Linked DNA regions of Homo sapiens: regions 1 and 3 are each linked to region 2. A link is a loop called in an ENCODE intact Hi-C map of the cell type or tissue named here. Cell type or tissue: HCT116. All regions are shown on one strand. Each heading gives the region's core, and the rest is flanking DNA. Links, peaks and the distances in the headings are about the cores only. Region 1 overlaps RASGEF1A (RasGEF domain family member 1A). Region 2 overlaps ZNF487 (zinc finger protein 487). Region 3 overlaps RASGEF1A (RasGEF domain family member 1A).

Region 1 (8,562 bases), core at 1,688-6,687, 240 kb after region 2:
CTTCTTCTGGCCCCTGCTGCTGGCTGGGCCCTGGCCCTGCGGCCCCTGGCACCACTGGCCAAGTGGAGTTTTGTTGGCAAAGCTGGTGTCTTGTGGTCTCAGCCTCGGGGAATAACCCAGCCCCCACCCCTGTCACCGCCCACACCCGCCTTCCGGGCTGGGACCCAGCCCCTGGCATTTCCCAAATGTCACTGTGACTGCCGCCAGCCACCCCTGCCCAGCCTTGGGCCGGTAAGTATGCGTCAGAGCGCCGCCCTCCTCTCTCTCCCCCTCCCCGTGGGTGAGGAGGCTCAGCCTTCAACTCTGGCCCCAACCTGAGTATGACTTCTCTGGGGACCTCCCTGGGGCCACATACAACAGATGTCCTTAAAACAGGGACTGGCATGTTCCTAGAGTGCCCAGCCTGAGGGGGCAGTGGTGTGGTGTTTTGGGTGGGTGACCAGGAAAAGTGGCTTCAGGGTAGCTGAGCTGGTTGGCAGAGCAGGCCCACTGTGGACATCGTGTTCCTGGGGGATGGTAGTGGAGCTTAGAGAGCTGAGAGATCCGTGGACACACACACACACACACACACACACCCATACACAGACACCCACACACAGAGACACACATAGGTGCACACAGACACAGAGACACACAGACACACAGAGACATGCAGAGACACAGACACAGAGACACGCAGGCACACAGACACAGAGACACACAAACACAGACACATACAGAGACACAGACACAGAGACACATGCAGGCACACACACAGACACAGACACATGCAGAGACACAGACGTAGAGAGACACACAGACACATGCAGAGACACAGACACAGAGACACAGACACACAGACACACACAAAGACACAGACACACAGAAACACACAGACACAGAGACCCCCCCCCCACAGACCCCCACACACAGACATGCACACACACACAGACACATGCAGGCACATGCACACACACAGACACAGAGACACACACAGACACAGAGACACAAAGACACACACACAGACACATACAGAGACACAGACACACATAGACACATGCAGGCACACACACGCAGAAACAGAGACACACTAACACAGAGAAACACAGACACACAGACATATGCAGAGACACACAGACACATACAGAGACACACAGACACACCTCCCCTACTGCCACTGGTGTGAGCATCTCTGTAACAGCTCCACACAGACTTATGGGCAGACACATATGCCCAGGGGAGGTAGATAAGTAAGCTATTGATTTTTTAAAAGTTTATGTTAGGTAATTGATTATTGATACCTTACTAGTTTGAACAGATTTTTAGTTTGGCTTCCTGGAAAATCCAAGAAATTAATTATATTACTTACACATAAGGAACAGCCAACTTCTTTATTTCTAATGTATCTTTAGTTTTCTTATCTTATTATGTTTTCTAAAAGGTGCAAAGTAACATTAAATAATAGCAGTTGTCTTTGGCTTGATCTTCATTTTAATGAGGAGGCTTTTCATGTTTTACTAAGTCTGAAACTGGCCCATATTTCCAATAGGTATTCGTCATCAAGGACAGTGTGCTGGAATCCTACATTAATTGCCAAGAGTGCACACCAGGAATGGATATTCAGTTTCATCAAAGGCTTTCCTATATCTAGCAAAATCATCAAATGCCTTTCCTCCTTGGACCTATTAATGTGTTGACTTATTAACTCTTCTGAGCTAAATCATCCTCTTGTTCCTGGAATAAAGCCCACTGGGTCAGGCTCTATTGTGCTTAAAAATGCTGCTGAGTTCATTTTACTGATGTGTTGCTATGTTGCTGAGGGTATTTTTCACTATTTTCAGAGGTAAGAATTTATGCATACTTTTCTACTAGGAGACATATTTGTCACATTTATAAATCATGCTATTTTAGCTTTATAAAATGAATAGGAAGGCTTTTCAATATGAATTGTGTAGTTGAAATAGTTTATATATCATATAAAATTATCTTATCCTCAAAGGCTTGAAATAATTCATTTTAGAAACTATTTCAGCCAGGGCTTTCTTTTATTTTTTCCAGAGGCTTAGTTGGCTCTCAACTTAATTTGTACTATGGTTATTGGTCTTTTTGGGTTCTAAACAGTTTTACTCTATTTTTGGTTACTTATATTTTCTAGATAATATAAGTAACCATTAAAAGTTCTTGCAGATCATTTACCACAGATTTAGGTAGTTGTTTGTTTTAAACTTTCTTCTACATATCTGGAGTTAGATTCCCTTTTTTCATGCCCAATGTATTTTTCATGTCCTTCCTTTCTTCCTTCTTCTCTCCCTCCCTTTCTTTTTTAAAATAAATTTTTATAATTTTTTTAAAGAAATAGAGACAGGTTCTCACTAGAGCCCCCCAAAGTGCTGGGATTACAGGCATGATCCAGGGTGCCTGGCCCTCCCTCCCTTTCTTCTTTCCTTTTGTTGATTAGAATTGCAAGAGGGTTATCCTTGAAATCTGTGTTTTCAAAGAATCAGCTCTTGAAGTTTATAAGGAGTTCTACTCTATTCTTTGATTAAGTCATCTAATTTGCTTTTTAGTAGTTTCTTCTTCCAGTTTGTTTCACTGTTTTGTTGAGAAGCTCTTTTTTAAGCTTTTTGAATCAAGTGCTTAGTGTTTACTTCAATACATTATTGAAGTCTATGAACTTTTCTGTGAGTACAGCTTTGGCCATATCAAATTCGATACAGAGTTTTCCTATAAAGGTTATTTTTCTGACATCTGTAATTGGAATTTGAATCTTTAACACAGGTGTGATTTAGGGATTTTTTTTATGAAGTGGGTATTTTGTTTATCAGTTATATATTAATATCCAACTATAGTACATTGTGCTTATGTCATTCTCTCACCTGCACACTTCTATTTGGGGACTTTACTGGGTTTCATTGGTGGTATAACATACGACCATGTGGCAGAGACTCTGGACAGTAGAATGTGCCTTTCTGTTTCTAGACACAGTTTTTCACATATCTTGGTCCCCTGTCCAGAGAGCATGCACTGCAATATTTTCATCCCTTGGGCATCTACCACTTGCTGGGCAATTTCTGGTTGTGAATCTAGCATGAAGAGGTGCTCACTGTGTTTCCTGGGCATAGCTTTGTGTTCTTGGGAGTTTACCTCTAATAGGGTTATAAAAAAAAAACCAATAAAGTGTTTTTCTTACTCTCCACTCTCAGCCATTTAGCACAACATTCTAATACCAGATTCTCTAACATTAAGACAGCAGCTGGGTGCCCTGTAATTCAATTTGGACAATATTGGAGGCGAAGTCAGATCTCACAGGTTGAGAGCTTGGTCCCACAAGGCTGTCCCCCTCCCTCGACTTCAGATGCCATTTGCAAGTCTCAGGTTGTGGCCTGTGCTTCTGACCCACCCAGCAAATCACCACTCCTGGGACTCCTTTCTCAGATTCAATTAATTTGCTAGAGCAGCTCACATAATTCAGGGAAGCACTTGCTTCCATTTACCCACTTACTATGCAGGTTTTTACAGTGGTCACAGATGAACAGTAAGAGGAAGGGATGCTCAGGGCAAGGCATGTGAGAAGGGGCGTGGAGCTTCCCTGTCCTCCCAGGCACTGCACTCCAGGGCCCTCCACCTGCTTGCCTACGCAGAAGCTCTGAAGCCGCTCCTTTTGGGATTTTGTGGAGGCTTCATTATGTGGGTGTGACTGACTGAATCATTGGCCATTGGTGATGGACCCAACCTTCAGCCTCTCTCTTGTCCCTAGAGCTGGGGGTGGGAGTGAAAGTCCCCACCCTTTCATCACATGGTTGGTTCCCCTGACAACCAGCCCCCAGCCAGGCTGTCCAGAAGTCCATCAGCACACAGAAGACACTTACCACTTTGGAGATTCTGAGAGTGTTAGGAGGGTGTGCTGGGAAAAAAGACAGCGTCATGCACCACATAGTGGTCCCCTGAGATTCATAATATGATATTGTCACTGTGCTTTTTCTATGTTTAGCTGTAGAAATCCTTACCGTTGTGTTACAGTTGCCTCCAGTATATTCAGTGCAGTCACACACTGTGCAGGTTGGGATCCCGGGAGCAATAGGCTGTACCACGGAGCCTGGGTGTGTAGTGGGCTGTGCCATCCTGGTCTGTGTAAGTCACTCTGGGGTTTGCACAACGACGAAATCGCCTAAGATGCATTTCTCAGGAGGTATCCCCGTCGCGAATGGACGCATGACTGTATGTGCCCGGGCCACACGGACAGGAAGGGCCAACTTGCAGGCAGGAGGCCTGGGCGGCTTCCAGCTGTGCCCTGTCCTCAGCCCCACACCTGTATCTCATCTGGGAAGTGGAGAGCAGGGCCTCAGAGGCCCCCAGATGGTGTCACAGGGCCCAGCAGGTGGGAGGCCCTCTGCCTACGCCACTCATTGGTGGTGAGGCTTGTGGGCAGTTTTGCAGGGGCTAGAATGCAGCACGGGCCCCTTGGACCCTGGCCTGATTTCCCCCACCCCACCTCGCTGCCCTGCGCTTGCAGCCTAACCTGCAAATGCAGCAGGGGCAGCTCCTCCTGGGTCAGGCCCTGTCCATCCCACAGGCCTGGCTGGCTCCCCCTGCTGTCACCTCACACCATTCTCCTTCTCCGGAGCCCTGTGCTGGTTGCCCTGGGTAGCACATCAGACAGGGTTCCAATCCCAGCTCCACCAGTTTCCCAGACTGGCGCTGGTGACTGAGGCCCTTTGGGCCTCTGTTCCTTCATCTGGAGAAGGGGGGAGCAGCAGGAGGGCCACCCTGGGGAGGCATGGAGACGGCTGTGTCTGGCTTAGGTTCGAATCAGCCTGGTGGCACTAACTGATGTGGGGAGGTTTCAGGATGACTCAGCAGCCAATTAAATGCTTACAAATTCATGGTTTATTGGGACGTTTTCACACCCCAACAATCATGCAAATATATTCCACACACCCAGGCAGTCATAAGAGAGGCGGGAGCGAACCACAGTGTCGGGGGATGGGGAGACCAGCTGCTGATTGCCCAGGGTCCAAGTTCCTTCAGAGCAGAGGGACCGCAGACCCCCGGGTGGAGGGATGGGATCACTCCTCTTCTCCCAGCAGGGCGTCTGGTGGCCTCCAATGGAAAAGAGGCTTCGGAGTTCTCGAGGGCAGTGCTTCTGCAGGTGTCTTGGTCATGAGCAGCTTCTTTGTATTTATGGCCCTCCGCAGGAGTGTCCCTGGCCATCATCTTCAGGTGCCTTTTGACATCACTTTCTTGTTGGGTCTCAGGGATGCCTGGCCACAGCAGATATCATCTGATCATTGCAGTCCACCACACCTATGCTAATCACTCTGAGGGCTCAGCAACTTCACTCTAAGCTGAGTTACTTGTCATAAGTACTCCCCCCCCTTTTTTTTTTTTAAGACAGAGTCTTGTTCTGTCACACAGGCTGGAGTGCAGTGGCGTGATCTCAGCTCACTGCAACGTCCACCTCCCAGGTTCAAGCAATTCTCATGCCTCAGCCTCTGGAGTAGCTGAGATTACAGGTGTGCACCACCGTGCCTGGCTAATTTTTTGTACTTTTAATAGAGATGGGGTTTCACCATGTTGGTCGGGCTGGTCTTGAACTCCTGACCTCAAGTGATCTGCCTGCCTTGGCCTCCCATCGTGTTGAGATTACAGGAGTGAGCCACCACACCCGGTGAGATAGGGTCTTGCTCTGTTGCCCAGGCTCTGTCACCCAGGGATGCAGTGGTATGATCTTGGCACACTGCATCCTTTACCTCCTGGGCTCAAGCAATCCCCCTACCTCAGCCTCCTGAGTAGCTGGGATTACAGGTGTATGCCACTGCCCCTGGCTAATTTTTCTGTAGAGACAGGGATCTCCCTATGTTGCCCAGGCTGGTCTTGAACTCCTGGGCTCAAGCGATCCTCCACCTCGGCTTCCTAAAGTGCCAGGATTACAGGTGTGAGCCATTGTGCCTGGCCGTTTATTTTGAGACCCTAAGGACCACAACACATTATTACACATTCCTGTGCACTGGTACTCTTGGGGCTGGTCAGTGTCTAACCACCGGTTACCAGCCCCCAGGGCCAGGGGACAGACGCACAGCATGTGACAGAAGAGCTGCCTGTGTCCACGGCATGGGGGTGGCAGTCAGGACGTGTGTCTGGGTGCTGTTTCCCAGAGGCTGCCAGACTGAGCATGCCCATGGCTCTGTGACCCAGCAGGGGGCTGGGTGCCCCCTTCCCCTACCCCCATGACTGGCCCAGAGAGAGCTCCCTGCTCCCACAGCCATCTGCCAGGAGGACAATTCAAGTGAGGGAAATGGATTTTTATTTGTTTTGGAACACAAAGGAAAAATCTTTGCTCAGCGTAATTAGTTATCATTTAAAAGTAAAAGAACCATATGTCTTTTATTCCATATCCCAGCACCCTAGGTGGCTGTAGAGGGCGGAGGTGCAGCTCACCCGGGACAGGTCTGTGTGTGGCCTACGCGGCTGGCCATCCCTTCCTGCCTCTGGAGGCCCTCAGCCCTGACCCTGCCCGCTCACTGTCCCTCTCTCTTGGTCATGGGCTGCTGCTTCGGGGCTGACTCCAGGGCTGGCTGGATGTGGGCAGTGTGCCCGGGTGGGCCTGGGCAGGACAGATTGCTGGTGCCTTCCTACTGGAGCCAGCAGGCGCCCTGGCCACTGCCCAGAACTGATGAGCAGCAGGACACCCTGCTCTGTCCTGTCATCATCAGTGGACAACCCATCTAGGACAGGGACCCCAGAGGGGTGATTTCACTTGGGGTGGAATCTGCACACTGCTTCCCAGCCCCCTCCTCCGTGGCACCCTAGGGGTCTCCCTGGAAAGGACAGAACTGGCTACCAAGGTTGCGTGAGTTTGCACATGACCCCATCCAAGCCTGTGCCCAGCTCTGTCCCTGGGAGGCACAGGGCTGCCCACCCATCTACAGGAGGCTCTCGTTACCCCTGCAGAATCTGATGGCGTTGGCCGAAGAGGGAGCGAGGCCAAGGGGAGGGGGGAGCAGGGCTCCCCAGGCGGCTGGAGTGGGAGGCCAGGCTGCCAGCGCCTGCCGGGAAAGGGCAGGGATTCTCTGAAGTCCCACCTGCTGCATCCTTGGGCCTCTTGAGTCTCAAGAATGGAATGGTTCTTGGTGGACAATGATGTTCTATGCCCTGAGCAGGCCCAGAAGAAGCTGACTGGACAGAAAGGGAAAAGGGAGAGGCAGAAACCCAGACTGGGCAGAATCTGAGGAGCGTGAAGAGGAGACGACCAGATTCCTTCAGTCAATTCAAATTGTATTGGGTAATAGAAGGGAATTCAGAAGGAAAAAATGAATCATGTGTCTGTAACAAAGCTTTAATTATCCGCGTCGCGCCTGTGGCCAGGCCTCTGGAGCGGGCGCCCTGTGAGGCGCTGTCGTGCTGGTTCCCATGGCAGCCGCCTCCTTGTTGGAGTCCGGCCTGAGGCCCTTGGCCAGGCCCTGAGACTGCCCTGGCCAGCCCGGAAGGTTCACAAAGGTAAATCCGGCCCTTCTTCGCAGTACTTGAAGTTTGGCTTATGTGAAACAGCGTGGCCCCTGCCCTCTGATGCCTGCCTGGCCTGGAGGATGGAGAGGCAGGGGCTGCAGGGAGTTCCCTGCCCTGCTGCAGGAATGGGGCCAGCATGTGCTCCCAAGGACTGTGCTGCTGCAGAGGGAACAAGGGTTGAGAGAGAGGAGGGTGAGGACTGGAGAGCCTGACCTGCAGGGGAGTGTCACCCCCAACGCCCCCCATCCCTAGACCAGAGCCAGCTCTGAGTCCCCCATGCCTGGGACAGGACAGTGCAACCAGGTCAACGGGTCCACCTGCCTAGAAGCAGGAGGCAGCTTCTCCTCACTTGTTGCTGTCTGCAGCAGGTGCACTGGCTGTCCCTTGCATGGGAGGTGAGAAGGACCCAGAAGTGGGATGAGGGAGGGGGCAGCACCAGCTCCCAAGAGCTGTGTGTCTAGGGAGGCAGCTGGGAAACCTATAGGACCGCTAGTGCTCTGCAGTGCCGATGCCATCAGAACCCACCAGGCATTGAGCCTGTCCTGAGCTTTGTGGCTTCACTTAGTGCTCACGGTCGCCTGGGAAGCAGGTGCTGGAGGTGGCATCTCACAGAGGAGGGTGCCGGCTCCCAGCTGGGGTGGGGCCCACTCCCTTCCCATTGGACGCCCAGCCCATGCCTAGATCCAGCCTGGGCCTGCAGCTGCCCCCTGCCCATCTGCTGTGCATGGCCTCAGCAGATGGGACAAGGGCTCCCTGGAGTTAAGGGAGACACGTTTCAGCTCAGTCAGGACAGTCTGAGAGCTGGGATTTGGGGATGGGGAGGACATCTGAGTGTTGGCTGGGTGGTTGGGGGAGAACCCTTCCTGCCCTGGGTCAGGGAGTAGGAGGTGGATGCAGCCCGGTTGTGGGAAGGGGCTCTGATGTGGCGCACCTGCTGTTGAGGGCAGGCCTGGGGCCAACCTGGGCAGAGTCAGAGTCCTGGCTCTAGTCCCTCTAGCAGGCACTAGAATCTCAGAAATGGTGGAGACTAAGCCCCAGACTCTCCCAGGCAGGTGTCACTTGCCTGCACATTGTGGA
Region 2 (8,562 bases), core at 1,348-6,347:
TCGGCCTCCCGAGGTGCCGGGATTGCAGACAGAGTCTCGTTCACTCAGTGCTCAATGGTGCCCAGGCTGGAGTGCAGTGGCGTGATCTCGGCTCGCTACAACCTCCACATCCCAGCCGCCTGCCTTGGCCTCCCAAAGTGCCGAGATTGCAGCCTCTGCTCGGCGGCCACCCCATCTGGGAAGTGAGGAGCGTCTCTGCCTGGCCGCCCATCGTCTGGGATGTGAGGAGCCCCTCTGCCTGGCTGCCCAGTCTGGAAAGTGAGGAGCGTCTCTGCCCGCCCGCCATCCCATCTAGGAAGTGAGGAGCGCCTCTTCCCGGCTGCCATCCCATCTAGGAAGTGAGGAGCGTCTCTGCCCGGCCGCCCATCATCTGAGTTGTGGGGAGCACCTCTGCCCCGCCGCCCCGTCAGGGATGTGAGGAGCGCCTCTGCCCGGCCACGACCCCGTCTGGGAGGTGAGGAGCGTCTCTGCCCGGCCGCCCCGTCTGAGAAGCGAGGAGACCCTCTGCCCGGCAGCTGCCCCATCTGAGAAGTGAGGAGCCCCTCCGCCCGGCAGCCGCCCCGTCTGAGAAGTGAGGAGCCCCTCCGCCCGGCAGCCACCCCGTCTGGGAAGTGAGGAGCGTCTCCGCCCGGCAGCCACCCGGTCCGGGAGGGAGGTGGGGATCAGCCCCCGCCAGGCCAGCCGCCCCGTCCGGGAGGGAGGTGAGGGGATCAGCCCCCCACCCAGCCAGCCGCCCCGTCCAGGAGGGAGGTGGGGGGGTCAGCCCCCCGCCCGGCCAGCCGCCCCTTCCGGGAGGGAGGTGGGCGGGTCAGCCCCCCGCCCGGCCAGCCGCCCCATCCGGGAGGGAGGTGGGGGGGTCAGCCCCCCGCCCGGCCAGCCGCCCCGGGAGGGAGGTGGGGGGGGTCAGCCCCCCGCCCGGCCAGCCGCCCCGTCCGGGAGGGAGGTGGGGGGGTCAGCCCCCGCCCAGCCAGCCGCCCCATCCGGGAGGTGAGGGGCGCCTCTGCCCGGCCGCCCCTACTGGGAAGTGAGGAGCCCCTCTGCCCGGCCACCACCCCGTCTGGGAGGTGTACCCAACAGCTCATTAAGAACGGGCCATGATGACGATGGCGGTTTTGTGGAATAGAAAAGGGGGAAAGGTGGGGAAAAGATTGAGAAATTGGATGGTTGCTGTGTCTGTGTAGAAAGAAGTAGACATGGCAGACTTTTCATTTTGTTCTGTACTAAGAAGAATTCTGCCTTGGGATCCTGTTGATCTATGACCTTACCCCCAACCCTGTGCTCTCTGAAACATGTGCTGTGTCAACTCAGGGTTAAATGGATTAAGGGCGGTGCAAGATGTGCTTTGTTAAACAGATGCTTGAAGGCAGCATGCTCATCAAGAGTCATCACCACTCCCTAATCTCAAGTACCCAGGGACACAAACACTGCGGAAGGCCGCAGGGTCCTCTGCCTAGGAAAACCAGAGACCTTTGTTCACTTGTTTATCTGCTGACCTTCCCTCCACTATTGTCCTATGACCCTGCCAAATCCCCCTCTGCGAGAAACACCCAAGAATGATCAATAAAAAAAAATAATAATAATAAATAAAATAAAAATACAAACAATTAGCCGGGCATGGTGGCACACACCTGTAATCCCAGCTACCCAGGAGGCTGAGACAGAAGAATCACTTGAACCAGGAGGCAGAGGTTTCAGTGAGCCAAGATCATGCCACTGCACTCCAGCCTGGGTGACACAGTGAGACGTTGTCTCAAAACAAAAAAAAAAAAAAGAAAAAAAAAGTTTTCCTTTGCATTTACATTTGGGCTGTTCGGCACAAGAGGCCTAATTTAGGCCTGTCTTGGCTTTTGATATATGCCTTCCTCATTAAGCTTAAGTATTTCTAGCTTCTGATTTAAAGTGAGAGATGTATGACTCTTCCTCTCACTGGAACACTGAGAGGCCACTGCAGGGTAGTTACCTACCCTAATTTCAATATTGTTGTGTCTCAAGGAATAGGGAGGCCAGAGGAAAGGGAGAGAGAAAGGGGAACAGCCAGTCAGTGAAGCAGTCAGAACACAGGCAACATTTGTTAATTTTAACCATCTTATATACGGTCAAAACAATTACAATAATAATAACAGAAATCACAGATCACAGATTGCCATAATAGATAATAAAAAAAAGTCTGAAATAGGGCAAGAATTACCAAAATGTGACCCAGAGACACAACATGAGCACATGCTAAAAAAAAAAAAAAAAGAAAGAAAGAAAAACAGTTGTGAGGCTAGGTGAGGTGGCTCGTGCCTACAGTCCCAGAGCTCTGGGGGACCAAGGTGGGATGGGAAGATCACTTGATGCCAGGAGTTCAAGACCAACCTGGGCAACATAGTGAGACCAAGTTTCCACCAAAAAAAAAAAATTTTTTTTTTTTTTCGAGACAGTGTTTCACTCTGAAACCCAGACTGCAATGCAGTGGCATGATCTCGGCTCACTGCAACCTTAGCCTCCCGGGTTCAAGCAATTTTCCTGCCTCAGCCTCCCGAGTAGCTGGGACTACAAGTGTGCACCACCACGCCTGGCTAATTTTTATATTTTTAGTAGAGACAGGGTTTCGCCATGTTGGCCAGGCTGGTCTCAAACTAATGACCTCAGGTGATCCACCTGCCTCGGCTTCCCAAAGTGCTGGGATTACAGGCATGAGCCATCCGCCTGGCCCAAAAAGAAAATTTTTTTTTTTGAGATGGAGTTTTGCTCTTGTTGCCCAGGCTGGATTGCAATGGCGTGAACTCGGCTCACCGCAACCTCTGCCTCCTGGGTTCAAGCAATTCTCCTGCCACAGCCTCCCGAGCAGCTGGGATTACAGGCATGTACCACCTCACCCAGCTAATTTTGTATTTTTAGTAGAGACAGGGTTTCTCCATGTTGGTCAGGCTGGTCTCAAACTCCCGACCTCAGTTGATCCACCCGCCTTGGCATCCCCAAGTGCTGGGATTACAGACATGAGCCACCGCACCTGGCCAAAAAAAATTTTTTAATTAGCCAGGCATAGCCAGGCATGGCTGTGGTCCCAGCTACTCAGGGGGCTGAGGCAGGAGGATCCCCTGAGTCGAAGAGTTCAAGGTTACAATGAGCTAAGATCATGCCACTGCACTCCAGCCTGGGTGACAACATGAGACCCCTATCTCTATTTATAAAAAAAAAAAGAAAGAAAAAAAAAAGGCCGGATGCAGTGGCTCATGCCTGTAATCCCAGCACTTCAAGAAGCTGAGGCAGGTGGATCACGAGGTCAAGAGATCGTGACCATCCTGGCCAACATGGTGAAACCCCACCTCTACTAAAAATACAAAAATTAGCTGGGTATGGTGGTGCACACCTGTAGTCCCAGCTACTCAGGAGGCTGAGGCAGAAGAGTCGCTTGAACCCAGGAGGCCAAGGTTGCAGTGAGCTGAGATCACGCCACTGCACTCCAGCCTGGTGACAGAGGGAGACTCTGTCTCAAAAAAAAAAAAAAAAATGTTGTCTACAGATTTGCTCAATGCCGGGTTTCCACAAACTTTTAATTGTTAAAAAAAGAAAAAAGAAAAAAGAAAAAAAAGCACAATATCTGCAAAGTACATTAAAGCAAGGGACAATAAAACGAGGTGTGCCTGTAATCAATGATTACGTGGCTAGAAAGCCACGTAAGAGGGTTCAGGCATAGTAGTTCAACCCTACAATCCCAGCACTTCGGGAGGCAGAGGTTGCAGTAATCTGGGGTCGTGCCACTGCACTCCAGCCTGGGCAACAGAGCAAGACTCCATCTCAAAAACAAACAAACAGAAAGAGTAATTCACTAGATAATTTTTAAAAAAGAAAGTCATGTTAAGAGGAAGACTGAAGATTTCACCACTAGAGGTCACTGCTGACCTTAACTAAAAGGACTGGGATAGAATTAAGGCTTTGAGTTCACTACAGACCAACCTTGGAGATAAAGAGACAAAAAGCAAAGTAAACTGTGAACAATTTTTGGTCTGAATGGGGTTATGTGAACTAGTGTGTGTGAGACATAGCTTTGCCCTGGAACAAACACACCTGCCACCCACCTGGGGATGACAAATGACAAGGTAGAAACAAACAACTAGGACTTGTATCAAGTTCTAAAGGATAATTTCCCTAATATAAAGAAATTAAATCTATAATTTTAAAATTATTCATAAAGAAAAGCCAGACCCTAGAAAAATTCACTGCTGTAATTTTACAAGCAATTAAGGAATAAATAGCACCAATCTTACACAAGCACTCATGGAGAATAAAGAGAAAACACTAAACATGTTTTCTGAAACAGGCATAAAATTGATATAAACCTAACAAAGGCCGGGGGCAGTGGCTCATACCTGTAATCCCGATGTTTTGGGAGGCCAAGACAGGAGGATCACTTGAGCCCAGGAGTTCAAGACCAGCCTGGGCAACATAGCAAAACACCATCTCTAAAAAAAATACAAAAAAGTAACCAGGCATTATGGTACATGCCTGTAGTCCCAGCTACTCAGGAGGCTGAGATCAGAAGATTGCTTGAGCCCAGGAGTTCAAGGGAGAGGTGAGTTATGATCATCACACCACTGCGCTCCAGCCTGGGTGACAGAGCAAGACCTTGTCTCAAAAAAAAAAAAAAAAAACAAAAGACTGGGCCGGGCATGTTGGCTCACGCCTGTAATCCCAACACTTTGGGAGGCCAAGGCAGGCAGATCACCTGAGGTCAGAAGTTTGAGACCAGCCTGACAAACATGATGAAACCCCATCTCTACTATAAATACAAAAATTAGCCGGGTGTGGTGGCTAACGCCTATAATCCTAGCTACTCAGGAGGCTAAGGCAGGGGAATCGCTTGAACTGGGGAGGTGGAGGTTGCAGTGAGCCGAGATCACGCCATTGCACTCCAGCCTGGGCGATGAGAGCGAAACTCTGTCTCAAAAAAAAAAAAAATTAAGATATTAGAAGAGGCCGGGTGTGATAGCTCACGCCTGTTATCCCAGCACTTTGGGAGACCAAGGTGGTGTTAGATCACTTGAGGCCAGGAGTTCAAGACCAGCCAGGCCAATATGGTGAAACCCTGTCTCTCTAAAAATACAAAAATTAGCCAGTCCTGGTGGTGCCTGCCTGTAATCCCAGATACTTGGGAGGCAGAGGCACAAGAATCGCTTGAACTCGGGAGGCAAAGGTTGCAGTAAGCTGAGATAGGGCCACTACACTCCAGACTAGGCATTAGAGTGAGACTCTTTCTCAAAAAAAAAAAAAGACTTTTAAGAAAGGAAAATAACAGCCAGGCATGGTGGCTCATACCTGTAGTCTCAACACTTTGGGAGGCTGAGGCGGGTGGCATCTGAGGTCAGGAGTTCAAGACCAGCCTGGTCAAGATGGTGAAACCCCATATCTACTAAAAATACAAAAAATTAGCTGGGCATGGTGGCAGACACCTGTAATCTCAGCTACTCAGGAGGCTGAGGTATGAGAATCGCTTGAACCCGGGAGGCAGAGGTTGCCATGAACTGAGATCATGCCACTGCACTCCAGCCTGGGCGACAACTTGGTCTCAAAAAAAAAAAAAAAAAAAAGAAAGAAAGAAAACAACAGACTCTTTCAGGAACAAAGACACAAAAATATCTAACAATTTGTCATGGAATATATTTTAAAAGGATAAAGCAACAATATGACTTTGTTCCTGGAAAATAGGCTGATTTAACATTTGAAAATCAAAACATTAATAAAATTAACTCAATCCATAGGTTAATATCAATCAATCCACTGAAAAAGAATAAAACAATATAATCATCTCAATAATAATTAAATTCATTCTTCTGGTCTATTAGCTAAAAAAATAATAATAATTCAACGGCCGGGCACGGTGGCTCATGCCTATAATCCCAGTACTTTGGGAGGCCAAGGCGGGCAGATCATGAGGTCAGGAGATCGAGACCATCCTGGCTGACACGGTGAAACCCTGTCTCTAACTAAAAATACAAAAAATTAGCTGGGCGTGGTGGCAGGCGCCTGTAGTCCCAGCTACTCGGGAGGCTGAGGCAGGAGAATGGCGTGAACCCAGGAGACAGAGCTTGCAGTGAGCTGAGATTGAGCCACTGCACTCCAGCCTGGACGACAGAGCGAGACTCCATCTCAGAAAATAATAATAATAATAATAATAATAATAATAATAATAATAATAATAAACTCACAGCCTGAGCAACACGGCAAAACCCTGTCTGTACAAAAAATAAACAAATTAGCCAGGCATTGTGCTGTGCACCTGCAGTTCCAGCTACCTGGGAGACTGAAGTCAGAGTTACCTGCAGTGAGCTGTGATCGCAACACTGCACTCCAGACTGCGTGACAGAGTGAGACCTGACTTAAAAATTTTTTTTTAAAAGTTCAATACCCACTGGATGATAAAAAGTCTCAGCAAACCAAGGGCCAGGTGCAGTGGCTCACGCCTGTAATCCCAGCATTTGGGGAGTCCAAGGTGGGTGGATCACCTGAGGTCAGGAGTTCGAGACCAGCCTGGCCAACATGGCAAAACCCTGTCTCTACTAAAAGTACAAAAACTAGCCAGGTGTGGTAGCATACACCTGTAGTCCCGGCTACTTGGGAGGCTGAGGCAGGAGGATCACTTGAACCTGGGAGGCGGAGGATGAAGTGAGCCAAGACCATGCCACTGCACTCTAGCCTGGGAGACAAAGTGAGACTACACCTAAAAAAAGAAAGAAAGAAAGAAAGAAAAAGACTGGATACCTTGGGAACAGCAATAATGAGAGGCAGGAAGAGGAAGAAGACTTCACGGACAAGACAGAAAAGAAATAATTACAGAGGAAGGACTAGATCAGAAACCAACTGAGAAGACATTTTAGGGAGATTAAACATGAGCATCAACTGGACAGAATGCTCAATTAAGGCAAGCACTAAAGTATCCATGACATTTGGATACCCCTACCAGGCAGATCCAGCAAGTCATGTTGTTCAAAATAAGAAAGGGAAATGTGGAGATACTTGCCAGAAAATACAGCTTTAACCTTGCTGTTGTACAATCTACACATACATTTAAGGAGTGTATCTGAAGGTGACATAATCCATTCTTTCATGCAGCTATCCCAGCTTCTATGCCTGGATCAAGCAGGACCATCAGAAAGAGGTCTATGGGACCAAGGTGCCTCCATCCCTAGAAATGTACTGACTGAGTACTCGACCCACACGAAGTACTCAATTACAAGCAGCAGACTGCACTGATTTCTGGTACTCACTGAAAGACTGAAGACTCTCTACTAAGTCATCTACAGGAAGACCGGAAAAACAATGTTTTTTAGACTTCAATGCCAAGAACTGTTTTTTGTTTTTTGTTTTTTGTTTTTAAGGGGCTTTCCAGGGTGAAAGGAAAATAAATCTTGGGGCACCAAAATCACTAAGCTAAAGAGAAAAGTCAAGCTGGGAACTGCTAAGGGCAAACCTGCATCTCACTCTATTTAAAGTTACCCCTCTGCTCACTAAGATAAATGCAAAGCTGATTGCCTCCTTTGAAGAGGCTAATTAGCAACTCAAAAGAATGCAACTATTTGTCTCTTCTGTACCTAAGACCCCGGAAGCCACCTGCCCTTCAAGTTGTCCCACCTTTGATTCCAGTTGTCCTGCCTTTCCGGACTGAACCAATGTTCATCTTACATATATTGATGTCTCATGTCTCCCTAAAATGTACGAAACCAAAGTGTGCTCTGCCCACATTGGCGCATGTCATCAGCACCTCCTGAGGCTGTCATGGGCGCGTGTCCTCAACTTTGGCAAAATAAACTTTCTAAATTAACTGAGGCCTATCTCAGATATTTTGGGTTCACACTGGCAAAAACTGGAAAGCCTGCCAGACAAATTCTAAAAGAGCTGTAACTCTTTTTTTTTGTTTTGTTTTGTTTTTGTTGTTGTTGTTTTTTTATTGAGACGGAGTCTCGCTCTGTTACCCAGGCTGGAGTGCAGTGGCCTGATCTCAGCTCACTGCAAGCTCCGCCTCCCGGGTTCAGGCCAGTCGCCTGCCTCAGCCTCCCGAGTAGCTGGGACTACAGGCGCCCGCCACCACACCCAGCTAATTTTTTGTATTTTTAGTAGAGACGGGGTTTCACCATGTTAGCCAAGATGGTCTCGATCTCCTGACCTCGTGATCCGCCCGCCTCGGCCTCCCAAAGTGCTGGGATTACAGGCATGAGCCACCCTGCCCGGCAAAGAGCTGTAACTCTTAATGTCTCATGAGGAATTTTTTTTTTTTTTTAATTGAGGCGGAGTCTCCCTCTGTTGCCCAGGCTGGAGTGCAGTGGTGTGATCTCGGCTCACTGCAACCTCCAACTCGCGCGTTCAAGCGATCTCATGAGGAATTCTTTTCTTTTTCTTTTTTTTTTTTTTTTTTCCCCAAGACAGAGTCTTGCTTTGTCGCCCAGGCTGGAGTGCAGTGATGCAATCTCGGCTCACTGCAACCTCCACCTCCAGGGTTTAGGCGATTCTCCTGCCTCAGCCTCTGGAGTAGCTGGGATTACAGGCATGCGCCACCATGCCCAGCTATCTTTTTATTTTTAG
Region 3 (6,616 bases), core at 1-5,000, 260 kb after region 2:
CACGTGGGGCAGAGTCCCTCTAGGAAGCCCTAGGCAGTCTCCTCAACCTGCAAGTCTACCCTGTCCACAAGCAGGAGCTAGAGTGAAGTTCCCACAGACATTGACCCTCATTAGACAAAAGGCCCAAGAACCCAGCCCACGAGGATCTCGATGGAAGGCACGTGGATGTGGTATGGAGGGGCCCTGCTCTGGCAGTCAGGGTCTAGGCCCAGAGCTGGTCAGAGAGTGCAGGGGCCCCCACCAGCATTGCCCCTGAGGCCCCGCCCCTGCTGATGGGGCCCCGCCCCTGCTGATGGGGCCCCGCCCCTGCTGATGAGGCCCCGCCCCATGGATCAGCCCTGCTCCCGACAGGCCCCGCTCCTGTGCCAACCTCCCTGCATCCCCCACCCTCCCCACCGCTGACCTCCAGCTCGGCCCACGAGGATCTGAAACAGCAGCTGGCTTGCATCCTGGCGCAGCGAGCACCATGGAGCCCTACCAACGTCCCAGGCTGGGGTTAGCCCTATGGTGGCGTGGGGCAGAGAGGGGGAGAATCCCAGCGGAGGAAGACTGCTAGGAGGCCTGGGAGAGCTGCTGGGAGGCGGGGCTCGAGCCGTGCCTCCTAGGTAGGCAGGGCCGGGGTAGCAGTAAGAGGAGGAAGGGCCTGCAAGGCGAAGGGAACCGGGCAGGTGAAGGCATGGCCTCGGGACCGGCGGTGCTGGGCCTGGGAGGCAGCCGGGCCAGGTGAAGCAGCGCGGTGAGCCCCCGGGGGCCTGCCTCACCCTCCCTCCGCCCTCTCTCCGTCTCCTGCCTTCAGAGGACGTACATCTTCACCTTTCTCCTGAGCTCCCGGGTCTTTATGCCCCCTCATGACCTGCTGGCCCGCGTGGGGCAGATCTGCGTGGAGCAGAAGCAGCAGCTGGAAGCCGGGCCTGAAAAGGTGAGGCGGGGCCTGGCTGGGGCACGGGCGGGGGCAGGGGGCAGGAGGCGAGGTCAAGGCTAGGGGCTGGAGGCATGGGGCGGGGTTCACGGTAGAGCTGGGGGATGGGGTCAGGGCTAGAGTTGGGGCTTGGCCTGGCTGGGACTGTGGGATGGGGTCCAGGGTGGGGCCAGGGGGTGGGGTCAGGGCTAGGGTTGAGGCGTGGCCTGGCTGGGGCAGGGTCGGGGTCAAGGCTAGGGTTGGGCGTGGCCTAGCTGGGGCTGCAGGGTGGGGTCCAGGGTGGGACCAGGGGGCGGGGTCATGGCTAGGGTTGGGGCGTGGCCTGGCTGGGGCTGTGGGGTCTCGGGGCAGGGTCAGTGCTAGGGTTAGGCATGGCCTGGCTGGGCTGGTGGGGCCTGGGGGCGGGGTCAGGGCTAGGGTTGGGGCGTGGCCTGGCTGGGGCTGTGGGGCGGGTCTGAGTTGGGGCGTGACGCCACACCAGGCTGGGGTGAGGTCTGGGCTGGAGCTGTGGGTTGGGTCCGGGTTAGGGGCGTGGTGGGAGCGGGTGGTGGGGGGCCTAGGCTGGCAACGTGGGCGGAATCCGCTGGTTTGGAGGCTGTGCGGCGTGGGCGAAGAAAGCTGCAGAGTTGCGGGCTGGGTGGTGCGGGGGCCGGGGGCGGGGTCCAGCGGTCTGAGTGGGGCTGGTGTGGGCTGGCGCGGAGTCTTGGCTGGCGCAGGAGGGGCTTGGCCTGTGGTGCGTTCTGGGGGATTGGAGGATGGGGGCGCGGCGCCTGAGCATCGGGCACAGTCCCCTCTCCCCGGGGGCAGAGGCCGCGCGGGCATCTTCCGAGAGGGTCGGAGTCGTTTCAGCCAAGAGGGCCAGTCCCCATGCCCTAGGCCCTGTGCTGGGTGGGGTCGTGCATGCCTGTGGACTAGGGCGCGGGAGCGCGTCGCCTCCCCTCGGGGTCACACCCCTTTCAGCGCTGTCGCCCTTTCAACCACAGGGGGCAGACGGGAGCTCTCCTCTAACTGGATGGCTTGGCTTGGGTTATTTTACTGTATTGCTTTTATGGGTAACTTCTAATTATAGCAAATGGAATTAGTTTTTTGTCACCTTAGAGATGGGGTGGGTTTTTTTAATATAAGTTTATTTAAGTGAAAAAGAAAGTCAACTTAAGGGGAAGGAAGAAGGAACCAAACAGGAGTCATGTGGCGGTTCAGGTTTGGCCAAACCGCAGGTGGCACGCAGTTGGGGGCTGTGCCCAGCACAGGGCCTGGGGTGTGGCTTGGGGATGTGGGAAGCTTGCACCATTTGCCATCTAGTACCCTACTCTGCCCTGTGGGGCCTTACTCTGTATCCCCTGCTGCCCCAGGCCAAGCTGAAGTCTTTCTCAGCCAAGATCGTGCAGCTCCTGAAGGAGTGGACCGAGGCCTTCCCCTATGACTTCCAGGATGAGAAGGCCATGGCCGAGCTGAAAGCCATCACACACCGTGTCACCCAGTGTGATGAGGTGAGTGCTCCCTGGGCTCTGGCCAGGGTCTTTGGGTGTGTGCCAGGGTCTGCCCTCGGGAGGGTGGGGGCTTCGGGGACAACTCTGTATGTGGTCCCCTTCCATGTTACTCCCCCAGGAGGGTTGCTGGCTGGCCCCATTCAACCTCCCTTCCCCCAGATGACAGCTCAGCTGGCCAGCAGTGGGCCAGGGTCACCCATGATACTGCAAGCAGGGACCTTGCAGCCCGGTTGCGGGCCTGGCAATCATTGTCTCAACCCTCTCCTGGCCCTTGCTGTCCTTGTCCCTGGAGTGGGAGCCTATTGAGAGTTTGTAAGGCTCTGCCTGTCTTGGATTAGTGAGAGGAGGTGGGGGTAAGGCTTTAAACCGGTCTCCCATTTTTCAAATGTCTTCACCTTTGCCTTTGGTGGAGAGAGAACTGGAGATGCCTGGGCCAACTGGGCCTCCACAGTGGAAGCATTCCCTGTGCTTAGCAGCTCCTGTTCACCCCGAGTACTCCAGGAGGAGCCAGGGACCCCAGGCTGCTCCCAACTAGGGGGCAGAGACTCCTGGCTTTGGCAGAAGCCTTTCCCATGCCTTAAACTGTTCTATGGGCTGCTCCTGCTTCAGGAAGCAGCTCAGTGGGCCGCCTCTGAAAAAGCCATGCTTTTCAGACCCAGAAGCTCAGTCTTGAGCCTGTCTCTGCCCTTAGCCTCGTCCTGCAGCAGGACAGCCCACTGAGACCCCTCCTCAGCAGTCCTCAGAGGAGCCCATGCTGTGCCCCACTTTGTCCTTGAAGGCCTGAAGGCTGCGGTTTAGATAGGGGCTGTGGGCTCACGTTGGTTAGGCACATCCCTGGAGGTGAGATGGATCCTACCCACAGTGGTGGTGGCCTTGCTGCCAGCCCATGCTGGCACCCTTATTGCCCTTGACCCCACAGGAGAATGGCACAGTGAAGAAGGCCATTGCCCAGATGACACAGAGCCTGTTGCTGTCCTTGGCTGCCCGGAGCCAGCTCCAGGAACTGCGAGAGAAGCTCCGGCCACCGGCTGTAGACAAGGGGCCCATCCTCAAGACCAAGCCACCAGCCGCCCAGAAGGACATCCTGGGCGTGTGCTGCGACCCCCTGGTGCTGGCCCAGCAGCTGACTCACATTGAGCTGGTCAGTGCTGCCTTATGCCCTGACTGGGGGTGGGGGCTGTGGGACCACAGTGCCTCTTTCAGCACAGCACTTCAGGCCCCTGCTAGTCACACTGAGCCATCAGGGAAGTGCGCTTGCCAGCCCTGACTGCCACACTTCATGCCAGATGTGTGTCCGTCTGAGTGGCGGGCACCTCTGTGCCTGGCACTCACGTCCTCAGGAACACAGCAGTGCTGTGTCAGTGGGAGGAGCTGGAGCAGTGTCGTCCTGCAGTGGGGACTGCAGTGGCCCTAGGATGGAGGACTGGCCTGGGAGGAGGTGAAGGTCCTGTGCCCTGGGCAGCTCCTCCTCTCCCTGTCCGCATGCCTATGCAGTGCTGTCCCTTCTCCAGGGGAAGCTTGTCACCTTCCCTTTGCTATCTTCCACCCCAGGACAGGGTCAGCAGCATTTACCCTGAGGACTTGATGCAGATCGTCAGCCACATGGACTCCTTGGACAACCACAGGGTAAGTGGGCCAAGGCCTGTGGCACCCCTGCCAGCCCTGTCTGCCCAGCACTTGCGCTCCATGCAGGGTGGGTGTGGGCCTCACTCAGCACGCCCCGAGCGTCTCCGGAGTGCTGGGCCATGAGCCCCGATGGATGTGGCACTGGACCTCCTAGCACCTGCTTCAAGAGGCAGCACCTGCTCCAAGATGGCTGTGCTGGTCATGGATGATGAATGCTGGGAGAGGTCACAGATTTGGGCCAGGGAGCCAGCCTGGCCTGCCAGCCCTGCACTGGGCAGCAAGGAGCACGCAGGCATGATTGAGGCTGCTGCGGTGCAGGCTGAGCCATAGCTGGGGACCAGGGCCAGCTGTGGGGACTAAGTTGTCCAGCCATGGTCCTCCAGGCCCCCTATGACCTGCTGTGTCCTTTCCAGTGCCGAGGGGACCTGACCAAGACCTACAGCCTGGAGGCCTATGACAACTGGTTCAACTGCCTGAGCATGCTGGTGGCCACTGAGGTGTGCCGGGTAAGTGCCCATGGCAGACATGGTGGGGTGGCTGCCATGCCCACACCCAGTGAGACCCTGATCTTGCCCCAGGAATTAGATGATGGAACTTTAAGAGTGAATGCACAAAGTCCCTGTTGCATTGTCAGGGCCTTGGTGGTCCCCCAACCCCGACATACAGCGATTCCTTCAATGACAACAGACACCCCATCCGTGGAGTGCTCCCCTTGTGCCCAGCACCATTTTTCTTGCCTGTGTGAGGCTTTGCCAGCCCTCACAGCCCTCTGGGGCAGATGGTGCCTTCCCTTTGATGACTGAGGAGCCTGAGCATAGGCCGTGCACATGTCTGGACCTCCCAGACGCAGCCATGGACCTGGATCAGCCCGCTGTGGCCAGAAGCTAAGTCCCGAGGTCCTCCCTGCCCCTCTGTTCCTCTGCCCGGCGGCCCCAGCTCCTGCTGTCCCCCGGCAGCGCCATGCTGAGGTCACCTGCCACCTTCCAGGTGGTGAAGAAGAAACACCGGACCCGCATGTTGGAGTTCTTCATTGATGTGGCCCGGGAGTGCTTCAACATCGGGAACTTCAACTCCATGATGGCCATCATCTGTGAGTGACTGGGCACCCAGGGTGGGGCTGCTGCATGGCCCACCCCCCCGGCCCTGACCCTACCTGCTGTCCTCTGCAGCTGGCATGAACCTCAGTCCTGTGGCAAGGCTGAAGAAAACTTGGTCCAAGGTCAAGACAGCCAAGTTTGATGTCTTGGAGGTAGGCACCTGAGCCCCGTCACAGCTGCGAGCTGCACCCATTTCGTCCCGCAATGGCCCGAAGGGGGCCCTGACAGTGGGGGTGGGGGGCTGCCCTCCTCTCCCTGGGGCTAGCACCTACAGTGCTGGCTGAGCTGGCCTGGCATGTTCGTCCTCCAGCAGTGGGGACTTAAGTTGTCCTCGGTTACTTCAGGCAGACCCGGCATCACCTAAGGCGAGTTCCAGAGTGGAATGCGGTTAAGCAAGAGTTTGACAAGAGTGGGGTTGTGTTGGAAGACACTGCCTTTTCCTTGGTCAGTGTCTCCAGGTCCTGGCTGGTCTAGATGGCCCAGAGGCTGGCAGACAGGGTCACCTGCAGCCTTCCTCAGATGTGTTTGACCACAGAGTCCATTTTTGCAAAGCATGTGTCTTGTGGAGCTGGTCAGGTCTGGGAGGTGTTGATCTAAGTAGAGGAGCAAAGGGAAGTCTTGAAGGAAGGAGGGCGAGGGTCAGGCCTGGCAGGCAGGGCAGTGACACTTCTGTGGCTTTCCAGAGGATGCCAGGACCTGAACTCAGAAGCCCTGGCCCCAGGGCTCAGCCAGGCACCCTTGGGCGTCCCCTCCCCCGTGCTAACTCCCAGGCTGCCCAGGGGCCAGGTGCCTTCTCTGTCTGCTGCCTCCTGCTCTGCAGAGGGGCATCTGGAGCAGGTCGGAGGGGCATGGGGCTGTGATGCTCACCAGGTCCTCCCTGTGCCCACAGCATCACATGGACCCGTCCAGCAACTTCTGCAACTACCGTACAGCCCTGCAGGGGGCCACGCAGAGGTCCCAGATGGCCAACAGCAGCCGTGAAAAGATCGTCATCCCTGTGTTCAACCTCTTCGTTAAGGACATCTACTTCCTGCACAAAATCCATACCAACCACCTGCCCAACGGGCACATTAACTTTAAGGTGAGCTCATCCCAGCACAGGGCAGGCCAGGCGGAAACTGTCTGAGCTACTGGAGCCGCCAGGCATTAGCCCTGGGTCGGGATCTGTGGGTTTCCTGAGCCCTGCCTGAGGTTCACAAGGGCCTTCAAGACTGAAAGCCTCATAGTGGGTCACGGGGTGCTGTTTGACTGCAAGGTATGAGGTGCGCCTGCCGGTACTTCTGGGTGGATGGCCTAGTTGCAGAGCTTGGAGTCACAGGGAATTGTATTTATCCAGGACCGTGGTTCCAGCCTGGCCCTACCAGGGAGAGAGCCCTGTCCACCCCTGTGGGATTGGAGGTCAGGAGGGGTTTAGATAGGAAGGGACTTGAGCAGGGAGGAGGCGGCAGAGAATTCTAGATGGAAGTGAAGAGCCTGCCTCGTGG

What was found. A loop is a pair of places that touch in the nucleus more often than their neighbours do. Peaks named below come from ENCODE experiments on the same cell type or tissue, not always from the same donor. Only the 100,000 strongest peaks of a DNase experiment are listed, where the experiment ranks them.
Region 1: it touches region 2 in a loop (8-fold over the local background); 6 of 110 quality-filtered maps call a loop at or near these places.
Region 3: a loop joins it to region 2, with 8 times the contacts of the local background. A loop is called at or near these places in 27 of 110 quality-filtered maps.

The regions. Positions count from the first base shown.
Region 1 is chr10:43,217,590-43,226,151 of GRCh38, reverse strand. All of the region lies in intron 1 of RASGEF1A (RasGEF domain family member 1A), which reads left to right. Among named protein-coding and RNA genes, the nearest start is that of RASGEF1A, 45 kb to the left of the region's middle. RefSeq lists an enhancer at 8,330-8,562. In HCT116, for the core only: a CTCF peak has its summit at 4,590 (motif pointing left); no DNase peak of the experiment used is centred there.
Region 2 is chr10:43,457,392-43,465,953 of GRCh38, reverse strand. All of the region lies in intron 1 of ZNF487 (zinc finger protein 487), which reads right to left. It also overlaps the pseudogene RNU7-193P. Among named protein-coding and RNA genes, the nearest start is that of ZNF487, 25 kb to the right of the region's middle. RefSeq lists enhancers at 1,054-1,717, 7,456-8,011. In HCT116, for the core only: a CTCF peak has its summit at 3,875 (motif pointing right); a DNase peak (open chromatin) is centred at 3,893; H3K27ac peaks cover 618 bases.
Region 3 is chr10:43,197,601-43,204,216 of GRCh38, reverse strand. RASGEF1A (RasGEF domain family member 1A) reads left to right here. Exons shown (of 13, transcript NM_145313.4): 3 at 797-919; 4 at 2,272-2,409; 5 at 3,329-3,550; 6 at 3,961-4,035; 7 at 4,449-4,541; 8 at 5,023-5,125; 9 at 5,205-5,284; 10 at 6,022-6,213. Among named protein-coding and RNA genes, the nearest start is that of CSGALNACT2, 62 kb to the right of the region's middle. RefSeq lists silencers at 236-405, 956-1,015, 1,056-1,295, 1,426-1,475, 1,816-2,005 and an enhancer at 2,269-2,770. In HCT116, for the core only: CTCF peaks have their summits at 79 and 1,910; DNase peaks (open chromatin) are centred at 366 and 1,876; H3K4me3 peaks cover 2,203 bases; H3K27ac peaks cover 1,394 bases.